7 separate regions of the Homo sapiens genome follow, and regions 1, 2, 3, 4, 5 and 6 are each linked to region 7. Evidence: chromatin loops called from intact Hi-C (ENCODE). Cell type or tissue: IMR-90. All regions are shown on one strand. Region 1 overlaps TXNDC11 (thioredoxin domain containing 11). Region 2 holds the start of SOCS1 (suppressor of cytokine signaling 1). Region 3 overlaps LOC400499 (putative uncharacterized protein LOC400499). Region 4 has its middle 55 kb from the start of LITAF. Region 5 overlaps LOC105371082 (a long non-coding RNA gene). Region 6 holds the start of LOC124903643 (a long non-coding RNA gene). Region 7 overlaps CLEC16A (C-type lectin domain containing 16A).

Region 1 (4,000 bases), 750 kb before region 7:
TCAAGTCTGGACTTCTTGTAGTTCTTGTGTTTTGTGGAATATTCTTTTATGTCCATCCGTGCCTTTGGCTGGAATTTTGTTGAAATTATGTTAAATATATAAATTGACTTGAAGATAATTGACATGTTCATAACATTTAGCTTTCCTTTCTAGGTGCACAGCATGATTATTCATTTATTCAAAACTTCCTTTTAATTTTTTATAGTAGGTCTTACATATCTCTCATTAATGTTTAATCATTTCACAGTGCTAGATGATTAATTGTGGGCTGGCAATCTTTGTATATGTTTCAAAAGCCTGGAGGAAATCAGCTCTCTTGTACTTTACTCCTCCAGGACTGCAAAGCCTGTTCCTCTTGTAACATTTTTACATTTGATCTTGGCAGAGAGGCTACTTTATTGCCAAAAGAAAATTTGGTAGAGGGGTCATATTCTGAAGTTGCTTGCTTGATTTTTAAAAATCTGATGATTATTTCATTATTTGCTGTAAAAATGTGTTCTGGTAACATTTTGTCATACTCTGCTATAATTCAGTGGCTTTTTTAAAAGAGAAGATTTGCAGCAAATTTTGACCCCATTTTTCATCTGATCTACAAAAGGACTTGCAGTGCAGTCTAGGGAGAAAAGCAGTGGGCTGGGAGGCAGCAATGCCTGGTCCTTACCCTTTGTCTGCTCCTGGTGAGGTCTGTAAACTTGGAACAAAATATTTAACCTTTCTGTGTTTGTGTTTGTTTATCTTTAAATTTGGGGAGGGTAGAGGTAAGTATATAAATCCTTATTTTATAAGGTCAAATCATGAAATACTTTGTGTGTGAGTAAAGTAATAAAGCGAGTAAAGAAATACTTTGCGTGCAAGTAAAATAATAGTCTTTATACCTTAATTAGAAACTAAGCCATCTGGTTGAAAGCACCTCAGATAAGTATTTTACCTATTCTAGTGAAAAAATCCACACAAGAAATGATGTCATTGACTGACCAGCAGGCCCAGTCTTTCTCTTCCCCTTTCCCGTGCACCTCCTACCTGCTTCTATTTGTAACGCATGGTTTTCTCCCTGTCCAATGGACTGAATCTCTCTGCCACCAGAATAGGAGCTAATTTTTCAGATAATATTTACTGAGGACCTTGATGGCAGGGTTTTGTTTTGTTGCTCCTACAGCTCCACACCGTGCTTGGTGAATGTATGACTGGTAAAGGACGCGTGAGAAAGATTTTAGCTACGGGATTTTAAATGTCACTTTGGATCCCCTCTCACTACCTTCTCCACTTCTTGTGCCTGGCCCTTCAGGCTCAATAGACCATAGTGTAGGAATTTCCCTGCCTGGTTCATTCTTTTTTTTTTTTTTTTTGCCGTGACAGGGTCTCACTTTGTTGCCCAGGCTGGAACGCAGTGGTAACCTTGAACTCATGGGCTCAAGCAATCAGATTCTGCCTCAGCCTTCTGAGTAGCTAGAACTACAGGTGTGCACCAACACACCAGCAAGTTACAACAATTTTTTTTTGTAGAGATCAAATTGAAATTCACATGGTACCTAAATACCATCTTGGAAATACACTAAACTATTTTTTTGTTTTGTTTTGTTTTGTTTTGTTTTTGAGACATCCGTTCTCTGCTCACTGCAACCTCCGCCTCCCGGGTTCAAGCAATTCTCCTGCCTCAGCTTCTCGAGTAGCTGGGACTACAGGCACACGCCACTAGGCCTGGCTGATTTTTGTGTATTTTAGTAGAGACGGGGTTTCACTGTGTTGCCCAGGCTGGTCTGGAACTCCTGAGCTCAGGCAATCCTCCCGCTTTGGCCTCCCAAAGTGCTGGGATTACAGGCGTGAGCCACCACGCCCGGCCACACTAAACTATTAACCAAAATATTGTTTCCACTCCCTTCTACCACCTTTGGGAATTCCTAAACTCAGTTGATGAGGAAACCTTGTAGCATTAGTAGCATTAGTTTTCTAAGGAACTCCCTTTGGGAAATAGTGTTTTAGAGGAAAGGTATTAAATGGAGGAAGAACTTTGATTCCAGCGTAGTGTCCCTGTACTCCACCAGGTGGCGTCTGATGCTGCCGAGATTTGCTTGTAGAACTGAGTCGGTACGCATAAAAAGTGCCCTCCTCCAAGCGAAGAAAGCTTTTCTGGAGTATTGTTCTGTCAGATTGGAAATTTTTTTTTTTTTTGAGACGGAGTCTTGCTTTGTCGCCCAGGCTGGAGTGCAGCCGCGCGATCTCGGCTCACTGCAACCTCCGCCTCCCGGGTTCACGCCATTTTCCTGCCTCAGCTTCCCGAGTAGCTGGGACTACAGGCGCCCGCCACCACGCCCGGCTAATGTTTTGTATTTTTTAGTAGAGACGGGGTTTCACCGTTTTCGCCAGCATCGTCTTGATCCCCGACCTCGTGATCCGCCCACCTCGGCCTCCCAAAGTGCTGGAGTTACAGGCGTGAGCCAACGAGCGCGGCCAGATGGTGAGATTTTATACAGCATCAAAAGATCTTGGCGGGGCACGGTGGCTCACGCCTGTAATCCTAGCACTTTGCGAGACTGAGGCAGGTGGATCTCTTGAGCTCAGGAGTTTGAGACCAACCTTTCGCAATGTGGCGAAACCCCGTCTCTACAAAAAATACTAAAAATTAGCCTGTAGTTGCAGCTACTTAGGGGCTGAGGTGGGAGGATGGTTTGAACCTAGGAAGTCAGGGCTGCAGTGAGCTGAGATCATGCCACTGCTTTCTGGCCTGGGTGACGAAAGTGAGACCTTGTCTCAAAAAAAAAAAATCTGAAGGATAGGGTTTTCTTGCTCAGTATGGGACATTTTAAAAGGCATTGAAAAAACAAGGGACTGACAAGCAAGGATGGCTTGGAGATTGCTTTATTTTCTCAGGTTTTTGGACCTAACTCTTGGGTCTTTGGACCAGACATTGAGTTTAACAGTTCTCGGCAAATGGCATGGGTTCTAGGATCGTTTTTTTTTCTTGGGTAATTTCATTTGTTGTCACTATACTCACTCATGGGGGAGACCTTTTTCTAACTATCTGCCTGCATTGAGACCCTTCTGGGTACTGACTAATATAGATTAAAATAAACATATTAAAAATTCCATACTTTGGGCCGGGCGCTGTGGCTCATACCTGTAATCCCAGCACTTTGGGAGGCCAAGGCGCATGGATCACCTGAGGTAAGGGGTTTTAGACCAGTCTGACCAACACGGAGAAACCCGGTGTTTACTAAAAATACAAAAATAGGCAGGCATGGTGGCACATGACTGTAATCCTAGCTGCTTGGGAGGCTGAGACAGGAGAATCTCTTGAACCTGGGAGGTGGAGGTTGCAGTGAGCCAAAATCATGCCATTGCACTCCAGCCTAGGCAACAAGAGCAAAACTCTGTCTCAAAAAAAAGGAAAAAAAATTCCATACTTTATGTCCCCACACCTAAAACTGACTGTTTAATTCAGTTGACATTATTTTAGCAAAGGAATCCTTGTATATTTTGTGAGAGATGCTTTTATTTCCATTATGATTTCTTTTCTTTTTTTTTTTTTTTGAGACAGAGTCTCACTCTGTGCCCAGGCTGGAGTGCACAATCATGGCTCACTGCAGCCTCAACCTCCCCAGGCTCAGGTGATCCTCCTACCTCAGCCCCCCAAGGAGCTGGGACTACAGGCATGCACCACCACGCCTGGCAACCTGGCAATTTTTTTTTTTTTTTTTTTTCCTGAGACAGAGTTTCACTCTTGTTGCCCAGGCTGGAGTGCAATGGCACGATCTTGACTCACCGCAACCTCCGCCTCCTGGGTTCAAGCGATTCTCCTGCCTCCCAAGTAGCTGGGATTTACAGGCATGCACCACCATGCCCAACTGATTTCTGTGTGTGTGTGTGTGTGTGTGTGTGTGTTTTAAGTGGAAATGGGGTTTCTCCATGTTGGTCAGGCTGGTCTTGAACTCCCGACCTCAGGTGATCCAACCACCTCAGCCTTCCAAAGTGCCGGGATTACAGGCGTCCACCACTCCTGGCC
Region 2 (4,000 bases), 290 kb before region 7:
GCCTTGACCTCCTGGGCTCAGGCAATCCTCCTGCTTCAGCCTCCCAAGTAGCTGGGACTGCAGGTGCAATCCACTACGACTGGCTGATTTTTGTACTATTTTTTTTTTTTTTTTTTTTTTTTTGTAGAGAGGGGGTCTCACTTTGTTGCCCAGGCTGTTCTCAAACTCCTGGGCTCAAGCAATCCTCCTGTCTTGGCCTTCCAAGTGCTGGGATTATAGGCATGAGCTACTGCGCCCTGCTAGAGGTACTATTATTATCCCCATTTCACAGATAAAGAAACCATGGCAGAGAGGTTAATTACATGCTCAAGGTCACAAGAATAGAAAGGTGCAGATTTGGAACTGGGTCTCCTTGTATTCCATCACCCTCCACAGAGTGTGGCCTCCAGCAGATGTTCAGTGGACATCTCTCGAATGATCACACACCTGACCTCTGGTGCAGGCAAGGTTCTGCATCTTCTCTCACCCCCTCACGCACGCGCACGCACACACACGCACAACCTAGGAGGCTACACCAATGACCACCACCAGCCCTGGCCACATGCAGATTCAGGGCACTGATGGGGTGCTAAGCTGGGCTGATTCTGGGCCACTCCCTGTGTTCAGGAGGTTAATAAGGACCTAGGCTCTGCCTGGGGAAAGAGGTATCGTGGGGCCAGGGAGGCGGGAAGGGACTGGGCACCAGGGCTTCCAGGAGAGAAGCCGTCTGAGAGCTGTCTGTAGAGGGCAGTGTGTCCCAGTGTGAGGCCAGTAACCAAGTGCCCAGCCTAGCCAGGTTTTTATGTGGCCCCTTGTGATGCTGGGGCTCCTCACATGCCTTCATTCAAAAATACACGGAGCAGCCAGGCACCTACTCCATGGCCTCGCACGACAATCGGAATCACTAAATCACAAACACGTGTGCAAATTACAGCCCCGACCACCGACCGCCCACCATCCCAAGCCCCGGCCGTGTGTGTGGTGGGAAGGCAGTCTTTGAAGGGCAGATGCCTGACGGAGCAGTAGGAGGGGGAAATCTATGAGGAAGGGGTCGGGGGAGAGGAGGGCTAGGAAACCAGGTTTGGGGATTCATCACGTCTGAGAATGCACCATTTTTTCACTGGGCTCCAATTTGATGTCGTCCAGCTGCACCTCTCCCCAAAATGAAGACGGGGAAGGCGAGATCCAGGTCCAGAGCTCCCAATCTGCAAGCCATTGCAAATCCCAGCCCCTCCCCAGCCTCAGTTTCTTCCGCAGCCGGGTAGTGGGAGCGCAGGGAGGGCAGTCGAGGCCACCAGGGACCTTGCCCGGCCCCGCCCAGTTTCCGAGGAACTGGGCCGGGGTGGAGGCGCCCGCGCCGCCAGGGGTTCCTCTGAAGCCTGTGGTCAGGCCGCCGCTTCCCGGGAAGCCCGAGCCAAGACCAGAGACCGCGGCCGGCCGGGGCTTCGGGACAGCAGGGCGGGCGACTGAGGGCGTCGACGGCGGGTGGAGCAGGGGCTAGGAGGGGGTCTACGGGTGGGGTCAGGCTCAGGGTTGGGGACACCTTCTGTGGCCTCCTAGGGGGATCTGGCTGCAGGGGAGGAGAGGACAGGGCTCTGCCCCCGGCGGGTGTGGAGACAGCTGGGGCGGAGGAGGGTGTGTCAGGGCGCGTCCCAAGAGGGCCTGGCGGCAGAAAGTGGAACCCGAGGTAGCGGGGCAAAATCGGGGTCGCCAAGTCCGAAGGAGGGGTCCGAGAAGTGGCCGGAAGGCGCAGGGTCGGGGCCAGAGCCCCTCGAGAGGCGGGTGCTGGGGCAGGTGCGAACAGGCGGGCAGAGGGCCCCGCGGGAGGGTCCAGAAGAGAGGGAAACAGGGCCGAAGCGGTCCTCGCCGGACGCCACCGCGGAAAGAGAAACCAAAAGTGGAGCTGGGGGCGGGGCCGGCAGGGGGCGGGGCCTCCCGCCGTCGCCAGCCCCGCCTCCGAGCCGGTTTAAAAGACTGGCGCAGGGGCGGGCGCCGAACAGAGCGAGCTGCGGCCGTGGCAGCTGCACGGCTCCTGGCCCCGGAGCATGCGCGAGAGCCGCCCCGGAGCGCCCCGGAGCCCCCCGCCGTCCCGCCCGCGGCGTCCCGCGCCCCGCCGCCAGGTGAGCCGGGCCCTGGGCGAGGAGGCGGGAGGGAGGAGGGAGGGGAGTCCAGGGCAGCCAGGAGTCGGGCGAGCCTCGGGGGCTGCAGAATGGGGTCGCGGCCGCGATGCCCCTGACCCTCGCCGGCCCCACCCAGGCCGCCCCCCGCGCGCGGGGCTCCCGCAGCACAGCCTTTCTCCGGCCCTAGCCCAAATCGCCCAGACCAGGCGCGGATCCCAGCCTGGCCAGCAGGCGGCGGGCGCGGGGCGGCGAGCCGGGGCCGGACGGCTGGAGCCAGAACCGGCTGCTCTCCACGCCCCCCTCTCGGTGCTGCCCGGAGGCCGGACTCCGCCTCCACCGAGCCCCCACCCGCCGGGAAGAGCTCCGCGGAGTACAGAGCCCATTTTCTAGCTGTGTCCACTGAGGCTGAACGGATCCGCGCGGACTTGGTGCTCCGTGCTCGCCCCCTAGGGCCGGGTCCGCCGGGAGCGCCGCCCTCCGGAGTTGTCCGGCCGGCGCACACCTGCCCGGCCCCGCAGCGCCCCAGCTCACCTCTTTGTCTCTCCCGCAGCGCACCCCCGGACGCTATGGCCCACCCCTCCGGCTGGCCCCTTCTGTAGGATGGTAGCACACAACCAGGTGGCAGCCGACAATGCAGTCTCCACAGCAGCAGAGCCCCGACGGCGGCCAGAACCTTCCTCCTCTTCCTCCTCCTCGCCCGCGGCCCCCGCGCGCCCGCGGCCGTGCCCCGCGGTCCCGGCCCCGGCCCCCGGCGACACGCACTTCCGCACATTCCGTTCGCACGCCGATTACCGGCGCATCACGCGCGCCAGCGCGCTCCTGGACGCCTGCGGATTCTACTGGGGGCCCCTGAGCGTGCACGGGGCGCACGAGCGGCTGCGCGCCGAGCCCGTGGGCACCTTCCTGGTGCGCGACAGCCGCCAGCGGAACTGCTTTTTCGCCCTTAGCGTGAAGATGGCCTCGGGACCCACGAGCATCCGCGTGCACTTTCAGGCCGGCCGCTTTCACCTGGATGGCAGCCGCGAGAGCTTCGACTGCCTCTTCGAGCTGCTGGAGCACTACGTGGCGGCGCCGCGCCGCATGCTGGGGGCCCCGCTGCGCCAGCGCCGCGTGCGGCCGCTGCAGGAGCTGTGCCGCCAGCGCATCGTGGCCACCGTGGGCCGCGAGAACCTGGCTCGCATCCCCCTCAACCCCGTCCTCCGCGACTACCTGAGCTCCTTCCCCTTCCAGATTTGACCGGCAGCGCCCGCCGTGCACGCAGCATTAACTGGGATGCCGTGTTATTTTGTTATTACTTGCCTGGAACCATGTGGGTACCCTCCCCGGCCTGGGTTGGAGGGAGCGGATGGGTGTAGGGGCGAGGCGCCTCCCGCCCTCGGCTGGAGACGAGGCCGCAGACCCCTTCTCACCTCTTGAGGGGGTCCTCCCCCTCCTGGTGCTCCCTCTGGGTCCCCCTGGTTGTTGTAGCAGCTTAACTGTATCTGGAGCCAGGACCTGAACTCGCACCTCCTACCTCTTCATGTTTACATATACCCAGTATCTTTGCACAAACCAGGGGTTGGGGGAGGGTCTCTGGCTTTATTTTTCTGCTGTGCAGAATCCTATTTTATATTTTTTAAAGTCAGTTTAGGTAATAAACTTTATTATGAAAGTTTTTTTTTTAAAAAAAAATAAGTTTTCTAGCGAGTGTGCTTTGGCCAAAAGTTTAACTTGGTTCTGAACAGGTCCAGGGGAGAGGGTCCTAAGGCTGACCTGCTGGGCTGCAGGTGGTGTACGGGGCCTGCCCTGTGGCTGGGCATCCCTCACGGTTCCACCCACAACTCTCCAGGGAGAGAAACGGTTGGTCTAGTTTTGGCGTGTGTCCGGTAAGACAGCAGCTCGCGTTTGAGCACTTTGTGCGT
Region 3 (4,000 bases), 440 kb before region 7:
TACTTCAACTATTTCCTGTAACAAGGATATTTTCTGATTTAACACGGTAATTACAACATTCCAGAAACTGAACGTTGAATTAATACCTTCATTTAATGTACAGCCCATATACAATTTCCCAGCTTTCCCACTAATGTTCTTTCAAAAAACTGTTTTGTTTTGTTTTAAATCCGGGATGCAGGCCAAGATCACGCAGCATTCGTAGTTGCCATGTCTTTTTAATTTTCTTAATCTAGAACAGAGGTCTACAAACTTTTATTGTAAAGTAAAATGTTGTGGGGGTTGCAGGCCTTATGGTCCCTGTTACAACTACTCAGAATTGTCACTGTAACACAAAAGCAGCTATAGACGATATGTAAGTGAATAGACATGGCTGTTACAATAAAACTTTTTATAAAATCAGGTTGTGGGCCAAATTTGACCCAAAAGCCAACTCCTGATCTAGAATATTTTCCTTCTACACCCTACCCTTCCTTACCCAATGTTTTATTTTTTTATTTTTTTATTTATTTTTTCTTTTTTTGAGATGAAGTTTCACTCTGTCACCCACGCTGGAGTGCAGAGGCGTGATCTCGACTCACCGCAACCTCCGCCACCTGGGCTTATGCAATTCTCCTGCCTCAGCCTCCTGAGTAGCTGGGATTACAGGCATGCACTACCATGCCTGGCTAATTTTTGTATTTTTGGTAGAGATGGGGTTTCGCCACGTTGGCCGGGCTGGTCTTGAACTCCTGACCTCAAATGATCTGCCCACCTCAGCCTCCCAAAGTGCTGGGATTACAGGCATGAGTCACTGCATCTGGCCCCCCAACATTTTATTATACAATTTTTTAGACACTAAAAAATTGAAGTAATTTTACAGTGCATACCCACATACTAGATTTTCCTGTTTACATTTTATTTCACATAATCACATAGCTCTCTATCCATCCATCTTATTTTTGGATACATTTCAAAGTAAGTTGCAGATATAATTCCCCCTAAACATTTTATTGTCATTAACCACCTTCAGAAAAGTCCCAACTGGATGCAGTGGTTCACACTCATAATCACAACACTTTGGGAGGCCAAGGAAGGAGAATTGTTAGAGTTCAGGAGTTCAAAACAGCCTGCAACCTAGGGAGACCCCATTGCTACAGAAAATTTAAAAATCAGCCAGGCATGGTGGTGTGTACCTGTATCTCAGCTACCAGGGAGGCTGAGGTATGGAAGAATTGCTTGAGCCCAGGAGGTTGAGGCTGCAGTAAGCTGTGTTCACACCACTGCACACTCTAGCCTGGATGACAGAGCAGACAGACCCTGTCTCTGTCTAAAAAAAAAAAAAAAAAAAAATCCTGCACTGACAATTTTGAAGTGTCCAGGAAGTTATTTTGCAAAACATCCTCCTAATGTGGATTTGTCCGATTGTTTCTTGAAGATAAGATTCAGGCTGAACATTTTTGACAAGGGGTATCACTAACGAAATGACGCCTCTAGTGAGCGCGTTAAAAATACCAGCTCTTGGCTGGGTGCGGTAGCTCACACCCGTAATCCAGCACTTTGGGAGGCCGAGGTGGGCAGGTCACCTGAGGTCAGGAGTTCGAGACTGGCCTGGCCAACATGGCGAAACCCCATCTCTACTAAAAATACAAAAATTAGTTGGGTGTGGTGGTACATGCCTGTAATCTTGGTTACTCAGGAGGCTGAGGCAGAAGAATCACTTGAACCCAGGAGGCAGAGGTTGCAGTGAGCCGAGATCGTGCCACTGCACTTCAGCAGCCTGGGCAACAGAGCAAGACTCCTTCTCAAAAAAAAAAAAAAAAAAAAAAAAAAACAGCTCTGGAACATCTTCCCAGAGACTCCATTTTTGTAGGTTTTAAGTGGGAGCCCAGAATCTGTATTTTTAATAAGTTCCCCCGCAGTGATTCTGCTTTTCAGCCAACCTGGAAGTTAGCACATTATTTCATACAATTTTCGCAGCAACCCGTAATAAAATAGGTGTCCTTATCCCTGTTTTTGGATTAGAAGGCTTGGGTGGTTAAGGAACTAGCTGGAGATCACTCACCTCTCAGTGGTAGATCCACACTTGGAGTTCTGTTGTGTTTGATGCTGACACGCACCCAGGCATAATTCTTTCTGCTAGACTGCCCCCTGCTGTCTGCAACAGTACTACAACTAGAATTCTTGGCTGCTGGTGCCAGGCTGGTAGATATTTTCAAGTCAATGTTATAGCAGGGAGGGCATGAAGGAGATAGTTGCCATGGCCACGCTTGATGGCCTAACCTGAGGCTCCAAACCCTCGCATCATCAAACTTCATCCAGCCCAGGGAGTTGTGGGTCTCTTGGGCCTGGGACTTTGGGAGGCAGAGCCCTCGGCCTACAGCCAGCATCTCCTGGAATGTTCCATCAGAGCCCTGATGAGGAGCTTTATCGTGTTTTGTGGTGGTTTTTTTTTTTTCTGACCCAGCTACACTACTCCAAGGGTGAGGTTCAGAGCATGTTCGCCTTGGGCGTGGAGGAGCGTCATTTTCACATCAGCACCCGGCAGGTAGCTGCTAAGGCCGGTCTCAACAATTTCATCAAACTGGAACAGACCTTTCTGCAGGTGTGTGGAGGTCAGCCCAGGGCCGGAGCACGCTGGGGTGGGGGGCCTCTGGGACAGCCCTTTGAGAAAAGAAAAATTGTCCTAGTGTCCCGGTTCCTGGGCGGAAGGACAGACAAGGCTGTGAAATGGACACAATGTGCTGGATTTATTGAGCTGGATTTATTGCATGATTTATGGAGCATCTACTAGGTGCCAGGCACTATTTCAGAAGCTGGGGCGTGACCTAAAACAGATCTGATCAATCCTTCCTCTCATCAAGTGTCCACTCTAGCGGGGGAGATTGACTCCCCGAAATCACACAAACGAAATATGCCAGATAGTACTATGATACGGAGAAAACGTACTGAAGTGACTGAGAGTGACCAAGGAGCTTATTTAGATTAGGTGGCCAGGAAAGGCCCCACTGAAGAGACGACACATGAGCTAGCGGTGGATGATAAGCACCAGCCATTTGAAAATCCGGGGGAAGGCCGGGCACGGTGGCTCGCGCCTGTAATCCCAGCACTTTGGGAGGCCGAGGCGGGTGGATGACCTGAGGTGAGGAGTTCGAGACCAGCACGGCCAACATGGGGAAACCCCGTCTCTACTAAAAATATGGAATTAGCCAGGCGTGGTGGCACATGCCTATAATCCCAGCTACTTTGGAGGCTGAGGCAGGAGAATTGCTTGAACCCAGGATGTGGAGGTTGCAGTGAGCCGAGATTGCGCCGTTGCACTGCGGCCTGGGTGACAAGAGTGAAACTCCATCTCAAAAGGAAGAAAAGAAAAAAGAAATCTCTGGGGGAGGGGCATTCGAGGCAGGTAAAGAGACTGTGGTATATATACACCATGGAATATTACACAGCCGGAAAAAAGAATGAAATTCTGTCCTTTGCAGCAGCAGGGATGCAATTATCCTAAGTGAACTAGCTCAGAAACAGAAAACCCAGTATCACATGTTCTCACTTGTAAGCAGGAGCTAAACATTGAATACACATGGACATAAAGATGGAAACAGTAAACACTGAGGGCTCCAAAAGGGAGGAGGGTGAGAGGGAGCCAAGGGTTGGAAAATTACCTGCCTGGTATGATGTTCGATATTTGGGTGACAGGGACGCTGGAAGCCCAGTCCCCACCATTACACAATATACCTATGTAACAAACATGCACACTGACCCCCTCAATCTAAAATACATTTTTTAAAAAGAGTATTCCAGGCAGAGGGAACAAGACATGCAAAGGGCCTGGGGCAGGGATGGGTTTGCATGTTTTAGGAATGGCCAAGGAGCCACTGGGCTGGAGCTGGGTGGGTGGGGAATGGTAGGAGGTGGTCTGATCACACAGGGTCAGTCAGGCCACAGGGAGGCGTTTGCATTGTGTTCTATCTGCTACTAGAAGCCTTTGAAGCCATGATCAAATAAATGATGATTTCAGATC
Region 4 (4,000 bases), 570 kb before region 7:
GTTTTTATGGCCACAATGTGAAGGTGTTATGAGCAATACAAAAGGGAGGATAGTCTTTGCCCTTGAAAAGATTAAATTGCTTGAGTTTCACGTACTCCAAATATGAAGTGATCTACCATTCACCTTTAACCTGCAAAACCTCAATGTGCTGTTTCCTCTTTCTTTTCCCTGAGGGCCCATGTCCTGTTTCTCCACTAGTCGCCAATTACTTCATCCAGGCTTCATGGCCTTTTCACTTAATTTTTAAAATTTCTTCTTCTTCTTTTTTTTTTTTTTTTTTTCGGATGGGGTCTTGCTCTGTCTCCAGGTTTAAGTGCTGTGGTGCGATCTCAGCTCACTGTAACCTCGGCCTCCCGGGTTCAAGCAATCCTCCTGCCTCAATCTCCCAAGTAGCGATCCGCCTGCCACAGCCTCCCAAAGTGCTGGGATTACAGGTGTGAGCCACCGCACCCAGCCTGAGTTTTGTAGCTTCAATTTGCATTTCTTTTTTAGTGGAGTGATCTTGGCTCACAGCAACCTCCATCTCCTGGGTTCAAGTGATTCTTCTGCCTCAACCTCCCGAGTAGCTGGGATTACAGGCGTGTGCCAACATACCAAGCTAATTTTTGTATTTTTAGCAGAGACGGGGTTTCACCATGTTGGCCAGGCTGGTCTCGAACTCTGGACCTCAGATGATCTGCCCTCCTCAGCCTCCAAAAGTGCTGGGGCTATAGGCGTGAGCCAATGCACCCAGCCTAATTTGAATTTTTTTAATGTCTAAGGTTGAGCCTCTTTGCCGAAACTCTATCTGTGTCTTTTTTTGTGTCCTTTTCTGTGAACGGGATGCTCGTATACTTTGTCCATCTTTGAATCTGTTGTTCTCCCCAACTAGATGCAATGCTATTTTTATCATGTGCCTACTCCTGTGTGTACTTGGTTTCTTTCTGAACTCTCTGTTCTCCACTTGAACACAACATGGAGCCAGAAGACACTTTGTCAGGAATTTCTAGCCCCTTTATTTTGCCAATGAGTAAAGGAGTCCAGAGAGGTTAAGTAACTTTTCTAAGGTCACACTGCTAATTGAATAAATAAGCAAAGGGATGAACCATCCCTCCCTGCTCTCTCGCATCCACTCCCCACCTTCTTCCATCCACCTGACTTTTCCAACCTTACTAGTAAACAACAGGGAGCCAATTTCTCTGTCAATCTTTTTTTTTTTTTTTTTGATACAGGGTCTCACTCTATTGCCCAGGCTGGAGTACAGTGGCGTGATCTCAGCTCATTGCAACCTCCCCTTCCTGGGTTCCAGCAATTCTCTTGCCTCAGCCTCCCGAGTAGCTGGGACTATACAGGTGTATGCCACCATGCCTGGCTAATTTTTGTATTTTTTGGTAGAGACAGGGTTTCACATGTTGGCCAGGCTAGTCTCGAACTCTTGACTTCAAGTGATCCGCTTGCCTCAGCCTCCCAAAGTGCTGGGATTACAGGCGTGAGCCACCTAGCCCAGCCTCTTGTTCATCTTTTGTGTTGAAGATAAGGTGGCAGTAGTGAGTGCTTCATGAAGGCCAGGCGAGAGGAGCTCACTGCCCCCTGCTGGTTACTTCTTCTCTATCATGGGGTATCTGTGGCTCTCTCACCCGCTTACCCTAGCTCTGCAAAATATCTTTTGGTGGTTTAAAAAGAAAGCTGCTTCAGGCCGGGTGTAGTGGCTCACACCTGTAATCCCAGCACTTTGGGAGGCTGAGGCAGGTGTAGGTCACTTGAGGTCAGGAGTTTGAGACCAGCCTGGCCAACATGGTGAAACCCCTATCTCTACTGAAAATACAAAAATTAGCTGTGCATGGTGGTGGGCACCTGTAATCCCAGCTACTTGGGAGGCTGAGGCAGGAGAATCGCTTGAACCCGGGAGGCGGAAGTTGCAGTGAGCTGAGATGGCGCCATTGCACTCCAGCCTGGGTGACAGAGTGAGACCCTGTCTCAAAAAACAAAACAAAACAAAAACAAAAACAAAAAAACCTGCTTCATTCTGAAAAGAATTGAAGAAACACTGTAGGATTCCAACTCTGTGACATTCTGGAAAAGGCAAAACTGGAGACAGTAAAAAGATCAGCGGTTTTGGGGTTGGTGGGGGGCGTGGTAAGGGAAAGGGAAGGATTAATAGGCAGAGCAGAGGGATCTGGTTGTTTAAGAGTGTGGTACCTCTGCCATGCCTCTCTCGGTCCTGCGCCTGCCATGTAAGACGCCTGTTCCCGCTTTGCCCTCTGCCATGAGTGAAAGCTACCTGAGGCCTCCCCAGAGGCAGGTGCTACCATATACTTCCTGTACACCTTCCCGAACAGTGAACCAATTAACCCACTTTCCTTTATAAATTACCCAGTCTCAGGTCTTTCTTTATAGCAGTGTGAGAACAAGCTAATACACAAATGAAAAGGCTGCCTTTTTTTTTTTTTTTTAAAAACAGTCTTGCTCTGTCACCCAGGCTGCAGTGTAGTGGCGTGATCACAGCTCACTGCAGCTTCAACCTCCTGCGCTCAAGAAATCCTCCTGCCCCAGCCTCCTGAGTAGCTGGGACTACAGGTGTGCACTACCACACCCGGCTTTTATTTTTGTAGAGACAAGGTCTCCCTGTGTTCCTCAGGCTGGTCTTGAACTCCTGGGCTCAAACAATCCCTCTGCCTCAGCCTCCCAAAGTGCTGGGAGTAAAGGCCTGAGCCACTGCACCCACCAAAAGGGCTTCTGAACTCTGGTGACTCTGACCTGAGCCTGATGGGCTTCAATCCATACTCCGGCTGAACTCACACTGACTGGAAGGAAGCTCGATCCCCAGTCGCTGGCAAACCCAACCCCAACCCCGTAAATTTTCTCTAGGTAGAAGCAGGACTTTCTTTGGTGGGAGGAAGAGGAGGTGGGAGGCTGGATCTATGGTGGATGGCTTGTATAGGAGGGTCTGAGTCTTTGTGAATCGAATCCTGTGTCCCCATGTTCTATCAAACCACCTTACTGGGTTTTGGGCCTGTGACAATGTAGACACAAAGTGAGGCCAGCGGTACAGAGACCCTTCCCAGGCAGACTCGGGTAGGCTGGGGCAATGCAAACACAGCTGGTCATCAGAATGGCCTGGAGGGAGGGCCCCACCCTAGGGAGTCTGATTGTCCTGGTCTGGAATGGGCCTGGGAATCTGCATTTGTAGCCAATACCCACTGTGATTGGCGAGAAGCCATCGCATTGAGAATTGCAAGGTCTCTGCTCAGGCTCCTGACTTTGAATGGGGGAGGAATTCAGGCCTGTGGTCAGAGACTTGAGTCTCCTGGGGGAGAAGACGGAGAAAGAAAGTGATGGACCAAAGCTGCCAGAGCTAACAGAGCAGGGACTCTGGAGCCAGATGGGGTTAAAATCCTCCTGAGCTGTGTGACTTAGGGCAAGTGTCTTAACCTCTCTGTATCTCTGTTTCCTCATCTGTACCATGGGATGACCTAGTTCACCTTGCAGGGATTTTGCAGGAGAAGTTGATGAATGAGTCAATATACAAGGAATGCTTTGCCTAGTCTGATAGTTTCCTAACAACAATGCCATCTATTCTTTGAGATCCAGGGAAATCTCTCCTTTGTAAACTGCTTCCACGAGTTCCTGCCAGAATAACTGTTCCTTTCTCTGCGTGAGGTCTGTCTGTGGTGTGCTGAAGATCTTCTGCCTGTGCATCTCGTTTCCCCACTGACTCCTCCAAGCCAGCACCCCCCCACTCGCCCCCCAGGATGCTCTTCCCCACAGCATTTGGCAGCCACGCCCGAACCCATCGTAGTCCCCAAGCAGCTGTGAGCTGAAGGGTCTTTTAGGTCTTTATCCCTGTGGGTCAGGTGCTCCTGAACCCTGCTAGAGAAAATGCTTGAGCTGGGGGCCAGGCTCAGTGGCTCATGCCTGTAATCCCAGCACTTTGGGAGGCCGAGGCAGGTGGATCACCTGAGGCCAGGAGTTCGAGACCAGGCTGGCCAACATAGTGAAACCCCAGCTCTACTAAAAATAC
Region 5 (4,000 bases), 390 kb before region 7:
GTTCCTCCACATGGGCTTTTTCCATCCTTCCTTTCTTCTCCTCCTCAGAAGCTTGGGGCATGCATGGACCCCTTGGTCCTGGTACTCAGGGCTCCAGGGTCCCCACCAGAGGAAGCCTTCACCAGTTCACAACCAGTGCCACGGGCAGCTCTGACCCCTCCTGTGGCCCAGCTATCTCTGGGCCAGGAAGCTGTAGATCTGTGGCTGCCAAGCCTGGTTGATGACGAGACCCACCGGAGAGCTTTCTAAAAGCTTAGACTTCCTGAGCCCCCAGCACGTGGATCCTAATTAAAGATATGGGTAGGGACCAGGTTAAAAACAGCCCAGGTGGAGCTGATAATCAACTACTTTTGACAACACTGAGTCCTACATGCAGGATGACCAAGCTCAGCTGTGCTCTGGGAAAACCTTCACCTGAGGTAATGCACAGCTGTCTGATGGAAGACCCCAGGGCAGGTGCTGACTCTTTTTTCTCTTGAGACGGAGTCTCAGTGGCACTCTGTCACCCAGGCTGGAGTGCAGTGGAACGATCTCGGCTCACCGCAACCTCCGCCTCCTGGGTTCAAGTGATTCTCCTGCCTCAGCCTCCCAAGTAGCTGGGACCACAGGCGTGCACCACCATGCCCGGCTAATTTTTCTATTTTTGGTAGAGACAGGGTTTTGCCATGTTGGCCAGGCTGGTCACAAATTCCTGGCTTCAGGTGATCCACCCGCCTCGGCCACCCAAAGTGCTGGGACTACGGCTGTGAGCCACCACGCCCAGACTGACTCACTTTCTAAAATGAGCAGTACCCGCTGGAGGAAAGCGTGTAGCTTGGCATCTTCCCAAGCTCACAGGATGTGGAATTCGGTGCTGACAGGCCCTTTGGAGAAACTCCTTTCCCTGTCCTGTGTGAGCAGGAGGAAGGGAGGCTAGGCAGTTTGGTATTTCTGGGTGTACAGCCTCATTGTTTCTTCCTTTTCTTTCTTGCCCATATTACATCTCAGGTCCCTTGGATCAGGGACAGAACTAGATTGTGCTCCTCTAGGTGGCCACCCACTGCACTTTAGGGCCTGGTAACTGGTTTAGTGAGTTCCAGGTTCACAGAGGGAGACGAACTGCTCAGGATGGGTCATACCCAAAGCCTCCGCAGCACCAGATTGAGGTGATTAGGTGACGAGATTGAGAGCAGATTTGGGACTCTTCAGTTGATGTTATAATGGGATGAGACCTTGGGGCAGGGTGAATGTATTTTGTATTTGGTATGAACACACATCTTTGGGGTCTAGTAGGCAGAATGTCCCTCCCCACACAACGATGTCCACGCCCTAATCCCCAGAACCTCTGAATATCATACACCTTACGTAGCAAAAGGGACTTTGCAGATGGGATTAGTCAGGGCATTGGGATGGGGAGATTAGCTTCGATACCCAGGTGAGCCCAATCTAACCGCACAAGTTCTTAAAAGCACAGGACTTCCTCGGGCTTAAAACAGGAACGATAAGGAGGAATGGGAGGTCCAAGAAGATACCATGCACACAGGGGGCAGCCACGTGTCTCCTTCACCTCGTGTATCCAGAGTCTGGAACCCAGCAGGTGCTTGGCGACAGAAAGGCCACTAAAGTGAACTTTGAAGCACCAGATTCCAGTTAACAGTCATGCAGACGAATTATTTAACCTCTCTGACCCCACGTCATCCCTTCTCTATGGATATCAGAAGGGCAGTGAAAATAACCCACCCAAGGTCATCCACTGAATGAACAGTGGGGCTGGCCCCACTGCAAGCCCCTCAGAACCCATCTGGTTGCCAAATCCAGCACTCTCCCCACCCCCACCTGGGCTTGGCCATAATGGGCAGAACTCCTGGGTAGACAGGGGTGAAGTTTCTCATGGCCCCATTTTGTTCCTTTGCTCCATTCTGTGCCCTTGTTTTCTGGTGACGGGTTGTCATCCCATTTTCTGTGCATAGACCAGCAGGGGGGGCCAGCGCCCGTGTAGAGACCATCAGCTCCCAGAGCTGCCCTGGGGAAGAGCTGCCCTAGGGAAGGGCCTGGTCCTGGCCACCCACAACAACAGTGCCCTTAACGACAAGGGGCACCTATTGGTTCACCACCTGGCTCTTCGGCTGCCAGGTAGATGCCCCTGGAAAAAGGACTTCATCTCCGTGGCTGCGGTTTTCACAGCTGTGAAAGGGGATGGGAAACAGACCTCCCAGGCGTACTGGGACAGTAAAATGAAGCGACTCATGAGACGGCTTCCAGCACAGGCCCTGGCACTTAACTCTTAGCTGAATTTGCATTCTTTTATTTTTATTTTATTTTATTTTATTGAGACAGAGTTTTTCTCTGTCACCCAGCCTGGAGTGCAGTGGCGCGATCTCTACTCACTGCAACCTCCATCTCCCAGGTTCAAGCGATTCTCCTGCCTCGGCCTCCCAAGTAGCTGGGACCACAGACACACATCACCACACCCGGCTAATTTTTTGTATTTTTAGTAGAGATGGGGTTTCACCATGTTGGCCAGGCTGGTCTTGAACTCCTGACCCCAGGTGATCTGCCCGCCTCAACCTCCCAAAGTGCTGGGATTTCAGGCATGAACCAACACGCCCAGCTGAACTTGCTTTCTTTATCAAGAGACGTTCAGTCAATCTCAAAGGACTCTCATTTCAGATTCTGCCCAAACCACATGAATCGTTTTTTGGACTCGGCTGTCTCGCTCCTTTTCCTCCACCCTTTTATGTCTTTACCAAATCTTTCCTCTGTGCTTAAAGAGCACTCCCCAACAGTCTAGCCAGCACCCTCAGGCCTGCTATAAACTACACAGGGGGCCCAATTCAAAAGGCGCTACTAAGCAGGGGGCTCCTTTCTTCTGAAAACTGCTGCGGGCCAAGTGTAAATTTAAGACACTGTGCCTTTGCTTGTATATTTCCTCTGTCTTCTAGCCTAAAACCCAGCCAGTCCTAACATTGACCGACTGCCCATGTATGTTACCTAAGACCCCATGCTGGGCAGGGATACTGAGATAAGTAGGACACAATCACGACGTCACTGGAAGCGCCTCCAACAGGGACAGAGATAGCAACAGATGATTTCAGAACAACGTATGTGCCTGTCTACAAAGATCCACTCTCAGGAGTGGATCTTGGGATTCCATTCCCAAGAACTTACCCGGTACCACCCTTTGAAGGATGAATTGTCTCGGCTTCACAGACTTCCAAGGCCAAAGTCAGACAGGAACGGGCAGGACCAGGACTGGGCCCCACGTTTGACTAACATCACTGTCTCCCTTATCACAAGGAGGAAGAGGCCCTTTGAAGATGTCCTTTCGCACGGGCTCCGAAATATCTGCTAAATGTAGGTCATTATGACTGAAAATGCATTTTTCCCCTTGTCCTTGAAGCAGGCAGCTGCTCTGTAAGTTTCGGCTGTAGCCTGATGTTTAGCAACAGCAGCCCTAGCCCATCTGCTGGCCAGCAGATCGCAGGGTTGTCACCCTTGGAACTGGAAGGCATTCTACACACACTGTGTCTTCCAGGTGCTTTTTCTCCTCAACCATGAAACCACACACCCACAGGCCAGGCAACAAAGCGCTCAGTTACTTCACATGGTCATTCCTTCCTCCTCCTGCTTCACCTGATGCAGAAGACTTTGTCAGTAAAACTTGAGCATTACAAGAATATGCAACAGAAAGAATTAGAGAACTTGGCAATCCAAAAGCTGCTAAATGAGGGTTTTCTCCATTTGGGGGGTAATGTAAAGCAGTTCCAAGAAAAGTGAAGTCACAGCCACGGTTGCTTATTTTCGGTTTTAGAAAAAAGCCAATGTCAAAGGGGAAGCAGCTCTGCCCCAGCACAGCCTCCACTGTCTGGCGGGGGGCGCTTGCTGATAAGCCATCTTGGATTTGGCACCAGAAACCCAAAACCTCTGACATATGTTTTCATCTGGTGATGTCAGGGAGGAAACTCAAGCCGAAACAGTGAAAGTTGTTAACATTCAAAGAAACCACACAGCTCAGCTAACA
Region 6 (4,000 bases), 680 kb before region 7:
TGAGGTGACCAGCACGAGGCAAAATGCACAGAACTTGGTGATTTTATTAGTTGGGACACTGGTTCACCTGCCATTTTGAAGACTTAAAATAACTGGTTTAAACAACAAACGATTGTTTCCTTTTTTTTTTTTTTTTTTTTTTTTGAGACAGTTTCTTGCTATGTTGCCCAGCCTGGAGTGCAGTGGTGCAATCACAGCTCACTGCAGCCTCAGTCTCCTGGGCTCAAATGATTCTCCTACATCACCCTCCTGAGTAGCTGAGACTATAGGCGCCCACAACCACGCCCGGCTAATTTTTGTATTTTTTGTAGAGATAGGATTTTGCCATGTTGGCCAGGCTGGTCTCGAACTCCTAGCCTCAAGTGATCTGCCTGCCTCGGCCTCCCAGAGTGCTGGGATTACAGGCGTAAGCCACCACACCCGGCCTCTGTTTCCCTTTAACATAGAGTCAGTCCTGGTGTAAGTAAGTGTCGCAGCTCTGGTTTGGCTATTCCAAGGCATCAGGGACCCAGGCTCCTCCTACCTTGTTGCTCCATTTTCCCTAAACGATTGTCTTTGCTCTTATTGTCCAAATCGGATGGTCACCCTCTCCTACACTCCAACTGCCAGGAAGGGGAAAGGAGAAGGGAAGCTAATGATGGAGGTAGACCTGCCCTTTCCCTTAGAGACACATGCAGGGACCTGCGCAGTTCACTTTTGCACACATCCTATTGGCTAGAATTTAACCCCTTGGCCACACCTATATACAAGGGAGGCTGGGAAATGTGGTCTTATTTCTGGGTAGCTGTGCCCAGCTACGTATTGGAAGTCCTATTGCTTTGGAAGAAGGGGAGAGTGGATATTGGGGTGCAGAGTAGTCTGTGCTGTGCCCTGTGAGGGTTTGGGAAAGGTGGGGGGTGGGAGAGGGCAGTGGTAAGGAGGATATCTTGCTCCCCAGCTTTGAGCCTATGTGGGTGGAGGTGTCATTTGCCCAGGCAGGGGGCACAGAAGGGCTGTCTCTTTCTTTTTTGTCTTTTTTTTTTTTTTTTTTTTGAGACAGAGTCTCCCTCTGTTGGCCAGGCTGGAGTGCAGTGCTGGGATCTTGGCTCACTGCAGCCTCCGCCTCCTGGGTTCAAGAGATTCTCCTGCCTCAGCCTCCTGGGATTACAGGCATGGGCCACCATGCCTGGCTAATTTTTTTGGCATTTTTAGTAGAGACGGGCTTTCGCTATGTTGGCCAGGCTGGTCTCGAACTCCTGACCTCAGGTGATCTGCCTGCCTCAGCCTCCCAAAGTGCTGGGATTACAGGTATGAGCCACCATGCTCGGCCAGGGCTGTCTCTTTCTAACCCTGCACCACATGGTTTCATAAGAAATCTGGCCTTTGTGCACGATGTAGGGAGCAGAGTTCAGGATATTGGGGAAACTGAGGCTGAGGGATGCTCCAGTTTCAGCTGATTGGAAAGACAGGTTGAGCCCAAACCGTTCCTCAAGAAAACACAACTGCAAGACCAGCCCAAACTGGACCTACTCTGTTGATAACAGAAGGTCAAGTTACCTGGCAGATATAACTGAGCCAACACAGCAAGTCAGGTATCCCAGACATGCACAGTTGGAAAAGCTTTGATGTCTATCAACACCCAGAACTAGTGATTCCTCCGCGCAAAACCAAGAAGTCCAGGACATGCCCAGAACTTGACCACCGGAACTGTTTCAGAAGCGAGGGGTCCATTGGCTAGGAGGATCTGGGGTTATGCTTTGCCTCAACAGGCTCAGCGCGGTGGCTCATGCCTGTAATCCCAGCACTTTGGGAGGCCAAGGGCAGGAGTTAAGAGACCAGCCTGGCCAACATGGTGAAACCCCGTCTCTACTAAAAATACAAAAATTAACTGGCTGCGATGGCTCGCACCTATAATTCCAGCTACCTGGGAGGCTGAGGCAGGGGAATCACTTGAAGCCTGGAGGCGGAGGTTGCAGTGAGCCGAGATCACATCACTGCACTCCATCCTGGGCGACAAAGGGAGATTCTGTCTCGAAAATAGATAGATAGACAGACAGATAGAGAGATAGACAGAGAGATAGATAGATAAAAATAAAATTCTGCCCTTGGCCTCTAGGGGGCCATACTGGCTTGCTGCGAAGTCACGGTGTTTTTATTTTACTTGAGTGCTGTGCGGTTATTGGAATTCCTCTATCTGCTGGGTTGCTTCTGGCACCCACATCACCTGCGCATGGCCTGCTTTCTCCTGCTGATCGTGCTCGTCTGGAGCCTGCGGGCCCTTCTGCCCCCAGTGCAGTCTGTCCATCTGTCTGTCTGTCCTTCCGTCAGCATTGCTCCCTTGTTCCAGCTCTCTTTACTCTCTGAAAGGGGCTCCTGGGAATGGGGGTCAGGCAGGGGAGGCTGTACATGCCAGTATGTGGCCTTTACCCTTCCCCTCTTCCCCTCCCCTCTCTTTTTCTTTCTTTCTTGGAGACAGGGTCTCCCTCTGTCGCCCAGGCTGGAGTGCAATGGCATAATCACGGCTCACAGGAGCCTCGACCTCCTGGGCTCAAGCAACCCTCCTGCCCCAGCCTCCCATGTGGCAGATACTACAGGTATGCACCACCATGCTTGGCTGATTTTTTTTTTTAAATAGAGATGGGTTTCCTTATGTTTCCCAGGCTGGTCTTGAACTCCTGGGCTCGAGCCGTCCTCCCACCTCAGCCTCCCCAAATTCTGAGATTACAGGAGTCAGCCACTGCTCCCGGCCTGATATCATGACTGTGTTCTGTCTCCTCCACACACGGGACCTTGTTCCTGGCCACCCACAGCAAACCAGCTCTCTCCTCTCCCTGGGCTTGGCTTCCTTCTTTCCTGGCAGCATCTTTGCCAGTGTGCCGGCTTGAAAACAGCCGAACATGAGGAGGGGTGGTGTAGACTGACAGGGGCTCACTCAAACTTGAGGAGAAGCCAAGCTGGGGCTGAGTTTGGAATGCATGCCATGGTTACAGACGACGTCATTCTGCCCTTTAGCTGTGACTCAGCAATTAGGATCAGATTTCCCATCCCGAGGGTTGTCCTTGTGACCTGCCAGATGGATGATCATCACCCCCATACCAGCATCGAGTGAGAAGACCTCGAGCTGGGGCCTGCACAAGGGTGGCTGCAGCCGTGATGAAGTGGCAGTGATTTGCAGAGCCTTGGGCTGCCTCTCTGCTGCAGGGACTGTGACAAATCAAAGAGGAAGCCTTCTAGAGCCCTGCATCATGTGCACTTCTTGGCACTTGTGAAATATTTCATAATCCCAATTGCGTAGGTAGCTCCAGTTCTGCCGCCCACTGTCCGTGTGACCTCGGTGAAGTCACTTCATCTCTGAGCTTCAGTTTCCCAGGCTGCAGAACAAGTATCAGAGCGAGAACCCCTTCATTCGTTTGTTCATTCACTGACTTACACACTCAGTCGCTCCACGAACATGTGCTGAGCAGCTACTATGTGCTGGATGCAGTGCTCAGCCCTGCGGATCCAGCCGTGAATGCCTAATAAGGACCCAGCCCTGGCAGAGTGGACCTCCCTTTCTACTGAGAGGACAGTCAACAAACAAGGTTATCCACATCGACACATTGTTGGCCGGGTGCGGTGGCTCACACGTGTAATCTCAGCACTTTGGGAGGCTAAGGCAGGTGGATTGCTTGAGCCAGGAGTTCAAGACCAGCCTGGGTAACACAGTGAAACTATGTCTCTGCGAAACATACAAAAATTATCCGGGCATGGTGGCTCTCGCCTGTACTCCCAGCTACTTGGGGGGCTGAGAGGGTAGGATCTCTTGAGCTTAGGAGGCAGAGGCCCTGGCTAATTTTTGTGTTTTTAGTAGAGATGGGGTTTCACCATGTTGGCCAGGCTGGTCTTGAACTCCTGACCTCAAGTGATCCGCCCTCCTCGGCCTCCCAAATTGATGGGATTACAGGCATGAGCCACTGCACCTGGCCTAAAAAGATTATTTTAAAGATGAATCTTTTTTCTTTGCCCAGACTTTGGATGTCCT
Region 7 (4,000 bases):
CTCTCCAGAAGACTTCCTCATGCCCCTGCCCAGTCAGTACCCGCTACCCCAATGCAACCCTTATTCTGCTTCTAGCACATCAGACTCGTTTTGCCTGTCCATGAACCTTATCTAATGGAAGCAGACAGTACGCACACTTCCTATGTCTGGCCTCTTTCGCTTATTACCACATCTGAGGGCTTTCCAGGTTGCTGTGTATGCAATGGTAGTAGTTCATTCCTTCTTTCCTTTTCCTTTTTCTTTTCTTTTTTGCTATATAGTAGTACATTCTCTGAATAGTCCACAGTTTATTTATCCACCTGGAGTCTAACATGGGTATCGTGTCACCCAGGTGATTCTGATACCCAGAGCACTTCTTTTTCTTTCTGTGTCATTCTGGCTCTTGCTGGGGGAGAAGTAGGGAGGGGTAATGGGCTGGCAGGATAAGGAGCTGTTGGGGTGTCTTACTGAGCCCTGCTGTGACTGGCTAGTGGCTTCCAGACCACCAGCAGCACAGACACCATACTGGGAGCTTCAGATGTGCAACTGTGAGTCTCTCAGCTGTACCCTGGAGCTGGAACAGCGACAGGCTCCCTCCACTCCCCAGCAGGGACTTTTCCAGGGCCTCCAAGAGATGACTCTGTGGGTGGTGGGGGGCCACCATAGGACAGTTGGAGGTGCCTCTATTATCAGGCTGGGATTTTTCTACTACCCCCTCACTGTGTGGCTGACTTTCTGTGGTATCCTTTTCTAATAAACCCGGGAGCCTGTACGTAATCTCAGTCTCTCGGGACTCTGTCACTTAGGTCACTAACCCCAACAGGCAACAGGTGCATTTGTGAAATGGTAGCTTGTAATAGTGAAAAGCTGGAAACCACCTAAATGCCCGTGGTCAGGTTAAATAGATTATAGCACAACAAGCTGCCACTCCTAAACCAAACCAGGCAGGGTTACAGAACGGGACAATGAGATCTAGGATACACTGGGAAGGTGGGAAAAAGAAAAGCAAACAGCAGAATGGCTGGTGCACAATGGATCGTTAGGGTTGAATTCTGCAGAAACTTGACTTTACATTTTTCTAACATTTGGCTTTTCGTTATTTAACAATGAGGACATTTTTTCTTCTGTGATTAGAAAACAAAAATAAAAGCAAAGGTCTTCTATCCTCCTCACCCCTTACAAATCCAAGTTCTGTAAACGTGCAATGATTTCTACCCTTTTTGCAGGGCTTATAAAAGCACTGTGGTGAAGGGGCTATAAAGCCAGGGGCATCTGCCTGGGTTTCCCACAGCAGGGCACCCTTTTCGGTGCCAGGACAAGAAAAGCCACGCATACTGCATGATCTCAATTACAGGGAGAATCTAAGACAGTCAAATTCATAGAAGCAGAGAGTCAAAGGGTGGTTACCAGGGACTGGGGAGGAGGGAAATGGGGAGACGCTGATCAAAGGGTACGACGCACGATGAGTAAGTTCCGGAGCTCTCATGTACAGCACAGTGACTACAGGTCATCCTACTGTGTTACAGACTTGAAATCTGCTAACAGATCTACTGCATATTTTCATCACCCAAGGTGCACACACAACCCCCACCCACACACACGCACAAAAGTGAGGTGATGGATATGTTAATTCACTTGATTGCCGTGATTATTTCACAATGTACACATTTTTTTGTGTATATGTATATATTAAATCAAGTTGTACACATTAAATATATACAATTTTTAAAAGCCACATAATTCAGAGAAACACTCTAAAAGCCGTAAGTTTTGATCGCCCCACCCCCATCTCAATCCAGTCACCCCGTGCCTAGCTGGACTTTGAGAGGCTTCCCAGGGCAGGGACACTGAGGGTGATGTTGCCTTAAAGGATAAAACCGACACCATGGCCATGTCCTATCTGCCAGACCCTGTGCCTCGCTCTGAACACCTGCTCTCACGCTCACGCCCAGCCACTCTATGCTGCAGCCACTGTGCTCTCCTCTTGACAGATGCACAAACAGCAGCTCGGAGCCTTCACTGTCCAGGCACGTGCAGGGAGCCAGTGTGGGGCAGAACTGGGCCTGGGACCTGGTTCAGTCTGAGTCAAGGGCCTGTGCCACTGAGCTGGATCTTCCCCTCAGAGCTTTTAGAAACCGCAGTCATTTCACATCCAGTGAAACAGGCGCTGGTAACAAGGGAAACCATTTAGGGAGACAGGAGTCGGCCCACATTTGTCAACTTGCGGTCACCGGGAAGCATAAGGCGTCTCTGAGGCAGCAGCACCACCTAGCGGCGGCTGCGAGAGCCATCACTCAGCAGCCCTTTCACCTCTCCCTCTTGGCCAGAGGAATGCCACCATCTCTACCTCTTTCTGCCCACTGCAGACTTTTTTCAGACCTGTCCTGGGGACTTAGAGCCTGCCTCTGATATAGACATTTGGCCACTTGTCCCCCACTTCTGGCGGGCAGGGCCCGGGCTTGGTGAAGTCACCTTGGAATAACAAAGCTAGCAGTCTAGCGTGGAGGATTAGGAACCAAACCAGGGTTTCTCAGCCTCGGCACTGGGGACAATTTGGGCTGGGTAATTCCCTGTTGTGGGGGGCCTGTCCTTAGCAGCACCCCTACCCTCTACCCACTAGATGTCAGCAGCACCCCCAAGAATGTTTTTAGATGATGCCAAATGTCCCCTCACTGAAGACCACTGAGCTAATCGCCTGGGATGAAACCCCTTCTCTATTCTGGCTTTGCTAGAGCTGGCGCCTGGGTGTTAAAATGAAAGCACTGATGGCACCTGCCTCTCAGGGGTGGTTATTACGGATGACGAAACTGAGGCTTAGTGAGGGCAGGTAAGAAGTTCGGAGTCACACACTCACTAGCTGGGTGGAGGGACTGAAGCAGGAGGGTTGGTACCAATGCACACACCCTTGCCTGCCCTCTGGCAGAGATCTTCCTTGTCTTACTTCTTCCAGTGCTTATTCCATTGGCTGATGATTCAGCGACCCCAACTCTTTAATAGCAAGTCATAAAGAAGAACTGCAAACACCCCCAGCATCATCAGCAGAGGGGAACCCTCTGATAGTACCCACCACACAGAAACAAACACAGGCTTAGGGACTGAACTATGTCTCCCTCAGGTTCCTACATTGAAGCTCTAACCCCCATTGTGGCTGTATTTGAAGACAGGGCCTTTGGCGAGGTAATTAAGGTTAATGAGGTCATAAGGGTGGGGGTTCTCATCCAATAGGACTGGCGTCCCCATAGAAGGAGGAAGAGACACCAGCTAGCACTCTCTCAATTTCTCTCCACTCACACACAGATGAAAGGCCATGCACAGCAAGAGGGTGGCCGTCTGCAAGCCAGGAAGAGAGCCCTCACTAGAAACCAACCCTGCTGGCAACTTGATCTTGAACTTTTTTTTTTGTTGTTGTTGGAGACAAGGTCTTGCTCTGTCACCCAGGCTGGAGTGCAGTGGCACAATCACGGCTCACTGCAACCTCGACTTCCTTGACAAACAATCTTCCTGCCTCAGCCTCCTGAGTAGCTGGGACTACATGTGCACACCACCACACCCAGCTAATTTTTGTGGTTTTTTGTAGAGACGGGGTTTCACCTTGTTGTCCAGGCTGTTCTCAAACTCCTGAGCTCAAGTGATCTGCCCACCTTGGCCTCCTAAGTGCTGGGGTTACAGGGATGAGATACCATGCCTGGCCAATCTTGGACTTCAATGCTCCAGAACAGTGAGAAAACAAATCTCTATTGTTTAACCCACTCAGTCTATGGTATTTTGTTAGGATAGCCTGAGCCGACGAATAGTAAGCGCAGACACAGAAAACCACGCCCAACTTCACCCTGCTACATGCACAGCAGCACAGAGGCAAATACCAAGGAATGTCCTTACAAAGTGAGGTCTCGTGACTGATGTTCTCAAAGAGGATGTTCAAGGTCTGCAGCAGCTGAACGCACACGTAACGGCCCGACTTTTGCCGCAAGATGTTCAAGAAGAAAACAAACATATTCTTCTCCAGGAAGAAGCTGGGGAG

What was found. A loop is a pair of places that touch in the nucleus more often than their neighbours do. Peaks named below come from ENCODE experiments on the same cell type or tissue, not always from the same donor. Only the 100,000 strongest peaks of a DNase experiment are listed, where the experiment ranks them.
Region 1: a loop joins it to region 7, with 6 times the contacts of the local background. A loop is called at or near these places in 29 of 110 quality-filtered maps.
Region 2: it touches region 7 in a loop (8-fold over the local background); 108 of 110 quality-filtered maps call a loop at or near these places.
Region 3: it touches region 7 in a loop (5-fold over the local background); 33 of 110 quality-filtered maps call a loop at or near these places.
Region 4: a loop joins it to region 7, with 8 times the contacts of the local background. A loop is called at or near these places in 11 of 110 quality-filtered maps.
Region 5: a loop joins it to region 7, with 5 times the contacts of the local background. A loop is called at or near these places in 101 of 110 quality-filtered maps.
Region 6: a loop joins it to region 7, with 6 times the contacts of the local background. A loop is called at or near these places in 15 of 110 quality-filtered maps.

The regions. Positions count from the first base shown.
Region 1 is chr16:11,712,809-11,716,808 of GRCh38, reverse strand. All of the region lies in intron 5 of TXNDC11 (thioredoxin domain containing 11), which reads left to right. Among named protein-coding and RNA genes, the nearest start is that of TXNDC11, 28 kb to the left of the region's middle. In IMR-90, a CTCF peak has its summit at 2,047 (motif pointing right); a DNase peak (open chromatin) is centred at 2,068.
Region 2 is chr16:11,254,178-11,258,177 of GRCh38, reverse strand. It overlaps SOCS1 (suppressor of cytokine signaling 1), which reads left to right and starts at 1,974. Exons shown (of 2, transcript NM_003745.2): 1 at 1,974-2,099; 2 at 2,650-3,761. The coding sequence starts at 2,700. The coding sequence ends at 3,335. The region is part of intron 1 of LOC105371082 (a long non-coding RNA gene); the gene reads right to left. RefSeq lists silencers at 1,329-1,528, 1,779-2,518, 2,619-2,668, 2,679-2,828, 3,239-3,328 and an enhancer at 3,939-4,000. In IMR-90, CTCF peaks have their summits at 726 (motif pointing right), 1,684 and 2,330 (motif pointing right); DNase peaks (open chromatin) are centred at 737, 2,157 and 2,307; H3K4me3 peaks cover 3,013 bases; H3K27ac peaks cover 3,021 bases.
Region 3 is chr16:11,405,784-11,409,783 of GRCh38, reverse strand. It overlaps LOC400499 (putative uncharacterized protein LOC400499), which reads left to right. Exons shown (of 67, transcript NM_001370704.1): 47 at 2,447-2,584. Among named protein-coding and RNA genes, the nearest start is that of RMI2, 62 kb to the right of the region's middle. In IMR-90, a CTCF peak has its summit at 2,131 (motif pointing left); DNase peaks (open chromatin) are centred at 933 and 2,093; H3K27ac peaks cover 279 bases.
Region 4 is chr16:11,529,888-11,533,887 of GRCh38, reverse strand. No RefSeq gene overlaps it. Among named protein-coding and RNA genes, the nearest start is that of LITAF, 55 kb to the left of the region's middle. In IMR-90, a CTCF peak has its summit at 1,564 (motif pointing left); a DNase peak (open chromatin) is centred at 1,537.
Region 5 is chr16:11,354,828-11,358,827 of GRCh38, reverse strand. All of the region lies in intron 1 of LOC105371082 (a long non-coding RNA gene), which reads right to left. Among named protein-coding and RNA genes, the nearest start is that of RMI2, 11 kb to the right of the region's middle. RefSeq lists enhancers at 3,398-3,547, 3,725-4,000. In IMR-90, CTCF peaks have their summits at 1,950 (motif pointing right) and 3,845; DNase peaks (open chromatin) are centred at 817, 1,977 and 3,927; H3K27ac peaks cover 2,464 bases.
Region 6 is chr16:11,639,657-11,643,656 of GRCh38, reverse strand. It overlaps LOC124903643 (a long non-coding RNA gene), which reads right to left and starts at 3,195. Exons shown (of 2, transcript XR_007064986.1): 1 at 2,705-3,195; 2 at 2,110-2,352. It also overlaps a transcript of LITAF not described here. RefSeq lists enhancers at 1,217-1,880, 2,830-3,124. In IMR-90, CTCF peaks have their summits at 1,033 (motif pointing left) and 2,103 (motif pointing right); DNase peaks (open chromatin) are centred at 2,146 and 3,136; H3K27ac peaks cover 1,838 bases.
Region 7 is chr16:10,962,447-10,966,446 of GRCh38, reverse strand. CLEC16A (C-type lectin domain containing 16A) reads right to left here. Exons shown (of 24, transcript NM_015226.3): 3 at 3,859-3,992. Among named protein-coding and RNA genes, the nearest start is that of CLEC16A, 20 kb to the right of the region's middle. RefSeq lists an enhancer at 851-930. In IMR-90, a CTCF peak has its summit at 2,246 (motif pointing left); a DNase peak (open chromatin) is centred at 2,186; H3K27ac peaks cover 290 bases.